Regions from separate parts of the Homo sapiens genome. Here region 1 is linked to region 2. Evidence: chromatin contacts called from ENCODE Hi-C or POLR2A ChIA-PET data. All regions are on one chromosome and are shown on one strand. Each heading gives the region's core, a stretch centred on a gene start or an enhancer-like site at or near the end of the contact. The rest is flanking DNA. Distances are from core to core; before and after follow the strand shown.

The links. Hi-C counts contacts between places; a loop is a spot of excess contacts on that map. ChIA-PET counts read pairs that join two places held with the same protein, here RNA polymerase II (POLR2A). Pooled maps may share reads with other maps.
Region 1: a loop to region 2 is called in a pooled map, with 4 times the contacts of the local background. The contact joins two enhancer-like sites. A Hi-C loop is called at or near these places in 5 of 50 pooled maps. POLR2A ChIA-PET finds 5 or more read pairs at or near these places in 2 of 52 experiments (Panc1 and activated CD4-positive, alpha-beta memory T cell).

Annotation. Positions count from the first base shown.
Region 1 is chr19:38,767,101-38,774,106 of GRCh38, reverse strand. It overlaps LGALS7 (galectin 7), which reads left to right and starts at 590. Exons shown (of 4, transcript NM_002307.4): 1 at 590-620; 2 at 1,004-1,092; 3 at 2,077-2,278; 4 at 2,968-3,139. The coding sequence starts at 615. The coding sequence ends at 3,081. RefSeq lists a silencer at 4,085-4,254. Within about 2 kb of position 4,191, at least 14 of the 41 ENCODE cell types and tissues checked have a DNase peak (open chromatin) inside an H3K27ac peak, as active enhancers do.
Region 2 is chr19:38,539,273-38,546,498 of GRCh38, reverse strand. RYR1 (ryanodine receptor 1) reads right to left here. Exons shown (of 106, transcript NM_000540.3): 85 at 3,064-3,152; 86 at 2,839-2,967; 87 at 2,624-2,728; 88 at 1-54. Among named protein-coding and RNA genes, the nearest start is that of MAP4K1-AS1, 53 kb to the left of the region's middle. RefSeq lists enhancers at 1,807-1,896, 2,247-2,306. Within about 2 kb of position 1,983, at least 12 of the 41 ENCODE cell types and tissues checked have a DNase peak (open chromatin) inside an H3K27ac peak, as active enhancers do.

The sequences.
Region 1 (7,006 bases), core at 2,942-5,441, 230 kb before region 2:
CACACTCCAGGACCCAGGGGTGCAGCGCTGAGGGGATCAGGCAGGCCCCCTGTGAACCCATGAAGCCACCCTGTCAGTCACTAGTGCTCCTATTGTGGCCGCTGTTCCATTACAGAGGCAGAAGCTTAGATTTCAGCACGGATCAGTCCAGGCAGGAGGTTCTCAGCTGGAGAGAAGGGTCTGGAGTTCCCACCCAGATTGGCCTCCCAGGACCTAATATGTCTGTGTATAAAATAAGAGAAATTACTAACAAATAAATACATGAAATGAGATAGAGGCTCTCCGTGTGCCAGGCAGCGGGAAGACAGGGGTGGAGGGGCAGTGGCACAAGGAGCCTTCTCTGCTGTGAGTTTATTACTATTAAACATTCCCTCTTATTATCAGCTCCTAGGAGAGGGGCAGTGCACCCGGGCCCTGGGTGATGGGGGGATCAGGGCCCCCAAGAAGAGGTGCCACTCCCGCTTCGCCGGGCTTGCCCCAGGGCCAGGGTCCGTGCCAGGTGTGGGTGGTGGGTGGGAAGGGGTGGGGTGAGTCATCAGGGCCAGCCCCGCCCTGCTTTTATTTAAGGTCCCCAGCAGGCCCCACCACCACGGCTGCCCAACCCGGTCCCAGCCATGTCCGTGAGTGCTCCAGGGGCCCGGGGCGGGGCCAAGCAGGGAGGGGGCTGGGGGCTCCTCTTTCAAAGGAGCAAGTGGGCAGTGAGTGTGCCACGGACTGGCCTGGGCTGTGGCCTCCGGGTAACCCCCATCCCGACTGTCCCCTCTACCTCTTTGTGGCTTCCTCTGGGGCCCTCTTTGAGGATCTTTCTGTTTGTCTTTGTTGCTCTCCCCATCTGTTTCCCTGTCTGTTTCTGGTCTCTTTCCTGCCTCTCCGCCACCCTTTCCTCTTCCACTGATTTCTGCCAGTCTCAGCCCTGGTCGGCTCCTCTGAGGGGTGACCCACCTTCTGCCTCCCTCCTTCGGTCTCACCGGCTCACAGTGGCCCCTGCACCCCACTCTTGCAGAACGTCCCCCACAAGTCCTCACTGCCCGAGGGCATCCGCCCTGGCACGGTGCTGAGAATTCGCGGCTTGGTTCCTCCCAATGCCAGCAGGTGAGGCCCCAGGCCCTAGGGGTAAAGGGTACAGGTCTCAGGATCAGCTGACTCCCAATTTTTGCAGTCCAGAAGTAGGGGCCCGAGGCCACCTGTATCCACCAGGCTAGGAGTCCGAGGCCATTTCTGACCTCAAATCTGATGTATTCGTATTTGCCCCCGTGCCTTTGTGGCTGGGGTCCCTAAGTTTCCCTAAGCATTTGAGGTCCCTGGGTAATCTCAGGGTTCCTAGATATAGTCCTATGACTTCCATGTCTGAGTCCCAGGGAACTCTGGAAATACTCCAAGTCCTGGAGACACCCTGGACCCTGGGAGTCCTTGCCAAGCCATCCTTTGACTTCCTGGCTAAGGAACTTCGGGCCTTCTGGATTCTGAGGTACCCTGGAAATACTGGGGTTCCTGGTATTATTCTTTGTCCTGTAGAAGCTGAGGGTTCCCTGAGCATCAGGAGCACCCTGGCTATCACCCAGACCTCCTGGGCAGCTCCCAGGCTCTTTGGAAATGAGGGCACCCTGCCCTAAGCGTAGTGAGTTTGGTCTGGGTAGGTTTCTGCCAAGGGCCTCATGATATTTTGGCTGCCTTGGGAATCTAAGCTCCCTGGTCATTAGTCGCCTACCTCTCCTTCTGCGGTGTGTGCCTGTCTTCAGGTCCCTGTTAATTTGGGGGTACTCTGGGAATGGGGAGTGCCAGTCCATAAGACCTTCACTTTGGTCTGGGCGGTTTATGTTTTGTTTGTTCTTTCGTTTTTTTGTAAGGTGGGGTCTCGCTATGTTGCCCAGGCTGGTCTTTAACTTCCGGGCCCAAGCGATCCTCCCTTCTCCACCTCCCAGAGTGCTGGGATTACAGGGTGAGCCACTGCACCCAGCCAACATTTCATTTACTTATTCATTCAAAGTAAATTGTAGACATCGGTATTCCTCACCCTCAACATTTCTTGGTCTGGGTGGTTTCTGAGCCCTGACGGCCACCATCCTCCTCTTCCAGGTTCCATGTAAACCTGCTGTGCGGGGAGGAGCAGGGCTCCGATGCCGCGCTGCATTTCAACCCCCGGCTGGACACGTCGGAGGTGGTCTTCAACAGCAAGGAGCAAGGCTCCTGGGGCCGCGAGGAGCGCGGGCCGGGCGTTCCTTTCCAGCGCGGGCAGCCCTTCGAGGTGCTCATCATCGCGTCAGACGACGGCTTCAAGGTGCGTCTCTGCGACAGGGGCGTGGACGCCAAGACTTAGGTCCCTGGAGCAGAGGGTTGGGCAAAGCCAGGCTATTGGTGGAAGGCAGGGAGGTTCGGGGCGGGGTGAGGGGGGTAGGGAAGTCGTGGCCAAGGCGGAGAAGGGTGTCCTTCGACCCTCTCTCTCGCCTAAACAACTCCCACTTGGGTCCGAGGGACAGAGAGACAGCAGGGTCAGGACGAGGCGAGCACCAGCCAAGTGTCCAAGGGGTGGGCGTCCTAGCGGGAAGGCGTGGCCCAGACTCGCCATCCCAGACCCTACTCCCAGTTCATTCCTTCCTGAGGTCCGGGGTTTGAGGCATGGGGAGGGATGGGTTGGAAACAGCGCCCAGGAACTCGTCCTAGCAAGGATTGGCGGGTGGGAGTGGCGGCAGATCCTCCACCACCCACAGCTTACGCGAATTCACCTCCCTCCTCTGCGCTTTAATAGCGGGTAATGGTCGCTGAAATGAGAATATCCATTACCAGCACTAAAAAAGCCTCTTTTTACTGTGCCACACAGTCAACTCGTTTGATCCTCACGCAAGAGTTAGAATGAACAATAGCCCCATTTTCCCAGTGAGGAAACTGAGGCCCAGAGGGGATGAGTGATTTCCCCAGGGCCACCCAGCACGGGCCTCCGGAATCCTCACCACCGACCCTCCCCTGCAGGCCGTGGTTGGGGACGCCCAGTACCACCACTTCCGCCACCGCCTGCCGCTGGCGCGCGTGCGCCTGGTGGAGGTGGGCGGGGACGTGCAGCTGGACTCCGTGAGGATCTTCTGAGCAGAAGCCCAGGCGGGCCCGGGGCCTTGGCTGGCAAATAAAGCGTTAGCCCGCAGCGCGACTGTGTCTGTGTCCCATTCACTGAGATGAGCAAACTGAGACCCAGAGAGGCCAAGATACTGGCTCCGGGCCACACAGCGAATCCGAGGCGGAGGCGGGCTCTGAGCCTGCCTGTGCTTAGGACACTTTCTGTCTGCGAAGGCGTGAGGGTCGCGATCTGGGAAGGAGTGGGTGTGGGGCGTGCCCTGACGCAGCATTTGTGCAAAGCAAGCCAGCTGGGAATGCGGTCGGGCGGACCTGCTGGCGTTTGGGGCGCAGAGGCGCTCACCGCAGGTCCTGGTGCCCCCACTGCAGATCTAAGGGGCGCCAACATGGGTCCATCTGCAAAGGGGGCGAATGAGTCCCACCTTTCTGGTCATTTGTGGGCCCCAATCCTACGGGTGGAAAGCGTGTTATAAGATCCCGGGTCCCTGGGTCCCGTATCCCCCTGCAGCTCATCTCTCCCACCCTCTTCTCTCCTGGCCTCCCGCCCCTAGAGACGTCCCAGGTGGGGCTGGGAAGCCCGACGGGCGTCTCCGGGCTCCCGCTGTTCCCCGAGTCGGGACAGGTACCCGCCTGCGCACCCTCGGGGCAGACGCGATGGCAGCGGCCCCGGCTCTGCGGAGCAGCTGGGAGGACTCGAAGGGCGGCGCGGGATTTCCGTGGCGCAGCGAGCCCCATTCCCACGCGCCCTCCGCTCTCCCCGACGGCCCCGACCGCGGCCCTAGCCCTGGTCACTGTGACGGGAGGGGAAGCGGACGCCAAGTGCAGCCCCGGCCCCAGTGTGACTTTCAGGGTTCAGGGCGTCGCTGGGGCTCCCCTTAATGGCGGGGTTGGGGTGGGAGAGGCTGGGAGCACTGTGAGCCCCGAGCCCGCACCCTCGGCGAGGCACCCTGCAGCGACCGCGGGCCTTAGCCGGGGACAGAGAAGCCACGCCAGGGCTGTGATCGGAAGCTGCACGTGGGTGCTCGGGACCGGCTGTTCCGGAACCTTCGTCCGGATCCACGCCTTGGTGGGCGCGCCCAGGCTTGGGCCTGGATCCCCGCCCTTGAGCTTCCGTCCCCCTGGCGGCCGCCGCCGTCATTGCTGCCTGGACCAAGGCGGATGCAGGAAGCTGGGGTGGTTCCTGGCCTGGCCTGAATCTGATTCTGGTGTCTGGTGGGGACGCCAGGTTCGCCGCGGGGCCCAGGCGCGTTCAGGACCTGGGGTTTTCTGCCCCTGCGACCCTCGGGCTGGGCAGTCTCTTCCCGCGTCCTGCCCTGGAGTGGGTGGGCGGTAGTCAGGAGGGAGCCCTGCTCAGGTGAGGAGGCCTGGGAGAGGCCGGATTCTTTTAGTCCTCCGGGGCTCCTGCTTGAATGAGTTAGCTCTTATTTCATTTGGCTGTGACGAGTGGTTTCAACATACTATTTTTTTTTTCGTAAAGATAACATATACATGTGGTACACATTTCAAAACATACAGTGAAATGAACATATTATTGGCACAAGTGGTGAATGTGGTTGGGCCTTCGGATTAGATGGTAGCGATTCAGCCGTGTTAATGTCCCGATTTTCACCGTGCCTTACAGTGTGCACGTGGGAACCTGTCCCTGTTTGTGGAAAACATAGTTAGGTATTTGGAGATGCAACATGTTTGCGATTTTTTCTCAAATGGTTCACCGAGAATGGAGATTTGGAGCTGGGCGCGATGCCTCAGGCCTGTAATCCCAGCACTTTGGAAGGCTGATGTCGGAGCATCGCTTGAGGCCAGGTGTATGAGACCAGCCTTGATAATATAGCAACAGCCCGATCGCTACAAAAAATTTAAATATATAACAAATGGAGATTTATACTGTTATTTTTGTGTGTTTGTCATTTATAAATATACGTGTATATATGTATATGCACATATATGTACACATACATCTATCCTCTTTACTGGGAGAATACTGCTGTTTCCCTGGTCTTCATTTCATGTGTATCTTTCAGAAAATCCCCTGTGGACCTCTGCACATATGCACGGGTAGTTTCTTCCCCTCCATGCATAAATGGTAGCACCCTCCACCCACTGGACGGTTTTCATGGCTTAGGAACGTGAGTCCCAGCAGCATTCCCTGAGTTCCTACTATGTGTAGCCGCTGCGCTAACCATTCCTTCAATCCCCGAAACAACCTTCTGAAGGAGATCCTCTATGCATAGTTTCCTAATGAGGAATTTGGTGCCCACGAAGGTTGAGTGAATTGGTTTAAGATCACACATCAAGTAGATGGTGGACCCAAGTGAATGCGATTCCTCTCCTTGGGGTCTTAGCCTCTGGAAATTACATTTTGTTTGCTTTCATTTATTACTTTATACATATGTGTGTGTGTGTGTGTGCGTGTGTGTGTGTGTTTGTGTATATGTATATGTGTATATGTGTGTGTATATATGTATATACATATATATATATCCGTTTTTGTTTTTTTTTTTTTTTTTGAGACAGAGTCTCGCTCTATTGCCCAGGCTGGAATGCAGTGGCGCAATCTTGGCTCACTGCAACCTCCACTTCCTGGGTTCAAGCGATTCTCCTGTCTCAGCCTCCCGAGTAGTTGGGATTACAGGTGTGTGCCACCATGCCCAGCTAATTTTTGTATTTTTAGTAGAAATGGGGTTTCACCATGTTGGTCAGGCTGGTCTCGAACTCCTGACCTCAGGTGATCCACCCACCTCAGCCTCCCAAAGTGCAGGGATTACAGATGTGAGCCACTGCACCCAGCCACTTTTTATATATTTTCAAAGACAACGTCTTGCTCTGTCTCACCCAGGCTGGAGCATAGGGGCATGATCCCAGCTCACTGAAGCCTCGACCTCCAAGGCTCAAGCGATCCTCCTGACTCAGCCTCCAGAGTACCTGGGACTACAGGCACGCACCACCGTTCCTGGCTAATTAAAAAAAAAAATTTTTTTTTAAGGACAGGGTCACTCAACCTCTGTAGGCATCAAATTCCTCATTGGGAAGTTTCCCAATTGGGAACTCAAGGAAGGGTTGGCACAGTGGCTAGACACAGTAGGAACTCCTGGACTCAAGCAATCCTGCTGCCTCAGCCTCCCAAAGTGCTAGGAACAGAAGCGTGAGCCACCTCACCTAGCCTTGGTGTTTTTAATATCAACTTCATTGAGATGTCATTTATACACAGTAAAATTCTTCCTTTTAAAGTGTACAGTTTTGGCTGGGTGGGGTGGCTCACGCCTGTAATCCCAGCACTTTGGAATGCCGAAGCAGGTGGATCACCTGAGGTCAGGAGTTCGAGACCAGCCTGGCCAACATGGTGAAACCCCATCTCTACTAAAAATACAAAAATTAGCTGGGCGTGGTGGCGCATGCCTGTAATCCCAGCTACTATGGGGGCTGAGGCAGGAGGATCGCTTGAACCTGGGAGGCAGAGGTTGCAGCGACCCGAGATGGTGCCACTGCACTCCAGCCTGGGCAACAGAGCAAGACACCATCTCAAAAAAATAAATAAGTAAATAAAAAAAATTTTAAAAAGTGTACATTTCCGTGAATTTAGACAAACACATCCCATTGTGTGGCCACCATGATCAAGGTAGAGTCTACTTATGAGATTTCCATCACCCCTCCCAGCCACACCCCTGGCACCTGGGTGGTGACCACTGATCCACTCTCAAGCTTCTTAAATTAGTTTTTCCTGCTCTAAAACTTGGTGGAGGCTGGGCGCGGTGGCCCTCTCCTATAATTCCAGTACTTTGGGAGGCTGAGGTGGGTGGATCACCTGAGGTCAGGAGTTCAAGACCAGCCTGGCCAACATGGTGAAACCTGTCTCTACTGAAAATAGAAAAATTATTTGGGCATGGTGTCGCATGCCTCTAGTCCCAGCTACTCGGGAGGCTGAGGCAGGAGAATCGCTTGA
Region 2 (7,226 bases), core at 734-3,233:
CATGTCCTTCTGCAGATCCAGCAGCTCCTTCAGCAGCTCGATCTGGCTTGAGTCCTAGAGATCCCAGCTCGGTGAGGGCTGGTCTCAGCATACACCTCCCCCACCTCTGTTGCTTCTCCCCCTCCTCACCTACCCAGCAGGGCCTAAACCCGTTTTCTCCCCTCTTACCTCCGAGGGGACCCGAGTCCAGACATGTTCCTCGGAAGCAGGGGAAGGGGCAGAGAGACAAGATTGTGGGGGTGGGGTTGGCACTTGGGGGACGGGCTCGATAGGTGATGGGTAGTGGGAAGGCTGGCAGACAAGGAGGACTGAGAGGCTTGCGGGGCAGACATTTGGGGCAGAGAGAGACAGAGACAGACAGAGACAAACACTGGGGACAGAGACCCAGGTCTAGGAAGGGATGTGAGCCCAGCACTGTGCCTGGCCTACGGTGGGATTGACAGATGTATGTTGAATATAATGTGTGATGGCAAGAGTGGGACTCTGGGTTCAGGAGGAAGGCTGCAGAGACAGCCATGTGCTTTCTGGTAAGCCGTCTGCGGGGAACATAGGGCCACAGTGTAGGGCCCATAGAAACCTCCAATACAAAGTTTTGCCTCATGGCCCCTATTTATGTTAGGTTGAGTCACATAAAATTGCCAACATGTGATCACTTTTGGCTCACAAAGTGGTAATTTCTTTCTTTTTGAGACAGAGTTTTGCTCTTGTTGCCCAGGCCGGAATGTAATGGCGCAATCTCGGCTCACTGCAACTTCTGCCTCCCAGGTTCAAGCAATTCCCCTGCCTAAGCCTCTCGAGTAGCTGGATTACAGGCATGCGCCACCATACCCAGCTAATTTTTTACTTTTAACAGAGATGGGGTTTCTCCATGTTGGTGAGGCTGGTCTCGAACTCCTGACCTCAGGTGATCTGCCCGCCTAGGGCTCCCAGAGTGCTGGGATTACAGGTATGAGCCACCGTGCCAGATCCAAAGTGGTAATTTCATATGGTTCCACCAAATAAAATGGAGAGGGGAGGAGATGATACCAGATAAATGGGATGTAAGGATCTTTTGCTCCCATGCTAGTTCTATCAGTTGTTGATTCCAATCCTAATGTATTTCCACAGTTCCAAAGCTCTGCATTCTGCGCCTAAGGTCCCGACACTCCTAATCTCAAGATCTTACAGTGGGTGGGCGCCTGTGGTTTGTGCCTACCCATGATTCAGTCCCCCTCCTCTCTTTACAATCCCTCAATTTTCACCTGCGGAGTCCCCCATCCCACAGTCAGAGCACATGGGGCTAACCCTACCTCCTGGTTCTATAGGTGGGTATATGACCGGGCCTGGTCAGTCAAAGCTTTCTTTCCTAAGCCTATGATGATTGGTTCAGGGAGGGACATGTGACCCAATAGGCTAGTCAGAGAGAATCTCAGGTTTTTTTTTTTCTTGGAGCTTTCAGGAAAGAGGAGATCTCTTCCCTCTAGGGCTGTTAAGAAGTAGAGTGGATAGGAGCCTGAGGCACCATTTTTTCCAGCCCAGGGAGACAGCCTGCTTGCAAATGCAGTCAAAGAGGAGGCAGTTCTGCTGACATCACTCTAAGCCCTGGATCTGTAATATGAACTGATAAATTCTTTATTTTTCTTAAGCCACCACTTTGCACTGGATTTCTAGCTTTTGCAACCTAGACTAGATGGTGGCGGATGAATTAGCCCTGCAGGATTTGGAATTCTACATGATGATACCAACACTCTCTAGAATTTTAGGATACCAACAGCACAACTTCAGCTGCTGTGACACGGAGGAATTGCATTCTAAGTTTAACTCCTTTTAAAAAGTCAGATGACAACGAATTAGGGTTTCTGCCAGCCCCTGGGGCACCTTTGAGCAAATTAGAAAAAAAGGCGTCCCCTAAAACACTTCCTGTAGGGAAGTTATAACATGCTGGATGCTTTACTGCCATCTGCTGGAAAACTAAACTATTGTAATAAATACACCATTATGTGTAGGATGTGAATGCTCTCAGAGATCGTGCCTTTGTGCAGTGCACGACCTGCGGAACAGTATATGGCAGCCTTGAATATAGTTACCAGACAGAAGCAGAGCAAATGGATTAAGTGTTCGTGAGACATTGGCAAGGCTGCAAAGGGGTGAGGGAAAGAGGAACAAGGATTATGGAAATGGAAGGTGGTGCTCAACAGGGACCTTACATCATGAATGCCTGATATGGGTGTCATCTGCCGCAAGTAAGATAAAGAAGCAAAACATTTCCTCAGCCCCAGGCTCTAATCTAGAAACCAGCCCCATCCTAGCCCAAGGACTGTCCACATCTGCGATGACTCATCAGAGAGAAAAACAGCAATCAATCATAGAGGAGCTCCGGCCATTGGGACGGGGCCAACACGTCAGACCAATGGAAGCGTGGATGGAAAACCAGCTGATTGGTGGGGAGGGAGGGGCAGAGGAGGAGGCGGGGTCATGCAGACAGCCAATCCAGAAAGAGGATGGATTTGGCCACTGAGAGGGAACCAGTCTGGAACATGCCGGGAGCACTCGGGTGACAAACTGACCAAAGGGGCAAGACTTGGAAATGGACCACTTGGGGGACGCCCGGAAGCAGGTGGATGGAGACCAGAGGGGCTCGAACCTGAGCGAGCTTCATCATCATGTGGGCGAACACGTGCAGGAATCCCACCACTGCGTCCCATAGGCGACTGTGCGCCAGGCTCTGCTGGTTCCCGGTGCAGGGACCCTGGGAGGCAGAGTGCCGTGTGGGGGGGAAGGGAATCCCCGAGAAGGGATCAGGGATCACGATGCGGGACCCCCTCCCTTCCCACTCCCGCCCCAGGGGGAGCGCCCTACCTGGATGTACTCAGTGAGGCTGTTGAACACCTGCTTAGCCACCGACATGGCTTTGGAGAAGTTCCTCTTGCCCTGCTCTTCAATGACATCCTTGCCCGAGTAGTACCAGTAGAAGTCGCTGATGGATTCCTGGTGGGGGCGGGTAGGGTGTGAGGGGGTGCTGGGGCCGACCATGGCCCTGCAGCCCCCGACCCAAGTCACACCTGAACCGTCTCACGTCCTCACCTGCAGCCGCAGGAGGTAGTCCACAGTGCAAATGATGATGTTAATAGTGGTCGTGTTCCCTGTCTGTGTCCGTAGGTAGTTCTGGAAATCTGGGGAGATGAAAAGTCATTTATCCAGCACCTCCCATGTGCTAGGGGAGATGAACAGTGGGTCATTTATTCATTTATGCAATACTCATGTGTTGAGTTCCTATTGTATGCCAGAAAGCATATCATCATCAATTTATTTAATAACTATCAAGTACTTACTATGTGACAGAGAAAGATGGATGATCATTTATTCATTTGTCTAAAAATACTGGCCGGGTGGCTCACGCCTGTAATTCCAGCACTTTGGGAGGCCCAGGCAGGCAGATCACCTGAGGTCAGGAGTTTGAGACCAGCCTGACCAACATGGTGAAACCCCGTCTCTACTAAAAATACAAAAATTAGCTGGGTGTGGTGGTGGGCACCTGCAATCCTAACTACTTGGGAGGCTGAGGCAGGAGAATCGCTTCAACCCCGGAGGCAGAGGTTGCAGTGAGTGGAGATCTCACCATTGCAGTCCAGCCTGGGCAACAAGATGGAAACCCCGTCTCAAAAATAAATAAATAAATAAATAAATAATTTTAAAATAGGCTGGGAGCGGTGGCTCACACCTGTAATCCCAGCACTTTGGGAGGCCCAGGTGGGTGGATCACTTGAGGTCAGGAGTTTGAGACCAGCCTGGCCAACATGGTGAAATCCCGTCTCTACTAAAAAAAATACAAAATTAGCCAGGTGTGGTGGCATGTGCCTGTAATCCCAGCTACCTGGGAGGCTGAGGCAGGAGAATTGCTTGAACCCGGAAGGCAGAGGTTGCAGTGAGCCTAGATCATGCCACTGCACTCCAGCTTGGGCAACAAGAGTGAAACTCCGTCTCAAAAAATAAATAAATATAAAAAAATAAAATATAAATATTATTGAGGGCCTGCTATGTGTCAAATGTGGTGGAGCGTCATTTATTCATTCAGTTTTTTCCAACAAATTTGTATATTGACCACCAACTATGTAGCAGGGAGAAATAGAGATTCAGTTCCTCGTTAGTTTCCAAACAATTTTATCAAATTCCTCCTATGTGCTGGGGATATTCATGCATTTATCCAACAAATATTTATTGAGCACCTACTAAAGGCCAGGGAACATATGGATTGGTCACTTGTTCATTTATTCAACATATTTTATTGAGTGTATACTACATCCTCACGAGATTAAGATTGTCACATCCTCTTTGCTACAACAAATTTGTTGCGTTCTTACTATGTGTCATGCAGTATTCTAGGCTCTGGGGATACAGTAGTAAAAAAAAAAAAAACAGTCCCCGGCCTTGGGGGGGATTTTTTTTTTTTTTTGACAAGGTCTCCCTCTGTTGCCTAGGTTGGAGTACTGTGGCATGATCATAGCTCACTGCAGCCTTGACCTCCTGGGTTCAAGTGGTCCTCCCACCTCAGCCTCCCAGGTAGCTGGAACTATAGGTGTGAGCCACCACATCCGGCCAATTTTTAATTTTTTTGTTGAGACCAGCCCAGGCTGGTCTCGAACTCCTGGCCTCAAGCAACCCTCCTACCTTGACCTCCCATAGTGCTGGGATTACAGACATGAGCCGTATGTCCAGCCCCTGCCCTTGTGAAGTTTATATTCTTGTGCAGTAATTTTTTAATCTTTTCTGACTGCAATCTATGGTAGGAAATCCTTTTTTTTTTGAGATACAGTCTTGCTCTGTCACCCAGGCTGGAGTGCAGTGGCATGATCTCAGTTCACTGCAAACTCTGCCTCCCAGGTTCAAGCAATTCTCCTGCCTCAGCCTCCTGAGTAGCTGGGATTACAGGCATGCGCCACCACGCCCGGCTAATTTTTTTGCATTTTTAGTAGAGACAGGGTTTCACCATATTGGACAGGCTGGTCTCCAACTCCTGACCTTGTGATCCACCTGCCTCGGCCTCCCAAAGTGCTGGGATTACAGGTGTAAGCCACCACACCCAGCCGAGGAAATCCTTTTTACATTGAGACCTGATACATGTGTTCAATCTGAAATTATATTCACCTATTCCCGAAAGAGAAGTTTCACATTGCCTTACTCTGTGCCATGCATTCTGTTCTTTTCTGTCCTGTACTGCTCTAGTTAACTACAAAAGAAGAAGTGTGTGCTTCTCATCCTCTCAACCTTGGCTGCACATCAGGACAACTAGGAGGCTTTTAAAAACCCCAGTGCTCAGGCCCAACCCCAGATCAATTGAATTAGAACCTGTAAAGGCAAAACCTGGGCTTAAGTCTCTTTTAAAGCTCCCCAGGCATGCCAGTGTACAATTACAATGAGAACCTCTGCGTGAAACTGATTCATGAACGTCTGTCTGATGGGTTGGTTCCCACTATTTAAAAAACATTGTTCTGTGAAAGCAAACTGTTAAAGCTGAGTGATGGGTAGTTGGGGGTTTATTATACTGTAATATATGATTGGAGGTTTATTACACTGTAGTATATGATTGGAGGTTTATTACACTGTAGTATATGATTGGAGGTTTATTACACTGTAGTATATGATTGGAGGTTTATTACACTGTAGTATATGATTGGAGGTTTATTACACTGTAGTATATGATTGGAGGTTTATTACACTTTAGTATATGATTGGAGGTTTATTACACTGTAGTATATGATTGGAGGTTTATTACACTGTAGTATATGATTGGAGGTTTATTACACTGTAGTATATGATTGGAGGTTTATTACACTGTAGTATATGATTGGAGGTTTATTACACTGTAGTATATGATTGGAGGTTTATTACACTGTAGTATATGATTGGAGGTTTATTACACTGTAGTATATGATTGGAGATTTATTACACTGTAGTATATGATTGGAGGTTTATTACACTGTAGTATATGATTGGAGGTTTATTACACTGTAGTATATGATTGGAGGTTTATTATACTGTAGTATATGATTGGAGGTTTATTATACTGTAGTATATGATTGGAGGTTTATTATACTGTAGTATATGATTGGAGGTTTATTATACTGTAGTATATGATTGGAGGTTTATTATACTGTAGTATATGATTGGAGGTTTATTATACTGTAGTATATGATTTTTTTTTTTTTTGGTAGAGACAGGGTCTCCTTATGTTGCCCAGACTTGTCTTGAACTGCTGGGCTCAAGTGATCCTCCTGCCTCAGCCTCCTAAAGTGCTGGGATTACAGGCATGAGCCACAGTGCCCAGCCAAGTCCTTTTAAATGTTTATAGCAACATCATGTTGCACAGGAAGGTTTTAACAGCCCCTGAAAGTATTTTTGCCCCCCGTTTTTCTTTCCCCTTAACTTTTTTACAGTCAGTTCACAATTGCTCTATCAGGTTGGCTCAACAGAAGGCCCATTTTGCCTAGTTTCATGACATAGACAAAGCATACTCAAATATTCAAAATTTTATAAGCAAAGGTACAGGTTTTCCCATCAACCCTGCTTTCTAACTCCTTTATTTGTGTTAATTTAAATTGTTAAATTAAATTGTGTTAATTTAAATTGGGCTATATGCAAAAATAAAAGATACACAGCTCCTGTAAAAAAAATTCTGGCAACTGACAACACCTGTTATAGACATGTGCAAATAAGTGAGAGACAAACCTTTTGTCTGCTTTGAATAGCACTGACTCCTCAAGACATGCAAGGGGTCTGAGATTTGAAAGATATTTCAAATATCTATTTGATTAGGTCATGAATTTAGGCGAGGACTGGGTTGCAAATATGTTGGGAGACAGCAATCCCTTTCATAACAACATTCTCATTTTCAAAACTTCATATTCCTGAGGAATAAAATTTATTTTAAACCCAAAGACTGATTCCATCTTAGTTAAAATTAAAGAATGAAAATCTTAGTCCCGGCTGGGTATGGTGGCTCACACCTGTAATCCCAGCATTTTAGGAGGCCAAGGCAGGAGGATTGCTTGAATCCAGGAGTTTGAGATCCCCTGGGCAACACAGTGAGATCTCATCTCTACAAAAAATAAAAAACTTAGCCAGACATGGTGATGCATGCCTGTAGTCCTGGATACTCGGGAGGCTGAGGGGTGGATTACTTGAGCCCAGGAGGCAGAGGTTGCAGCGAGCTGTGATCACACCACTGCACTCCAGTCTGGGCGACAAGA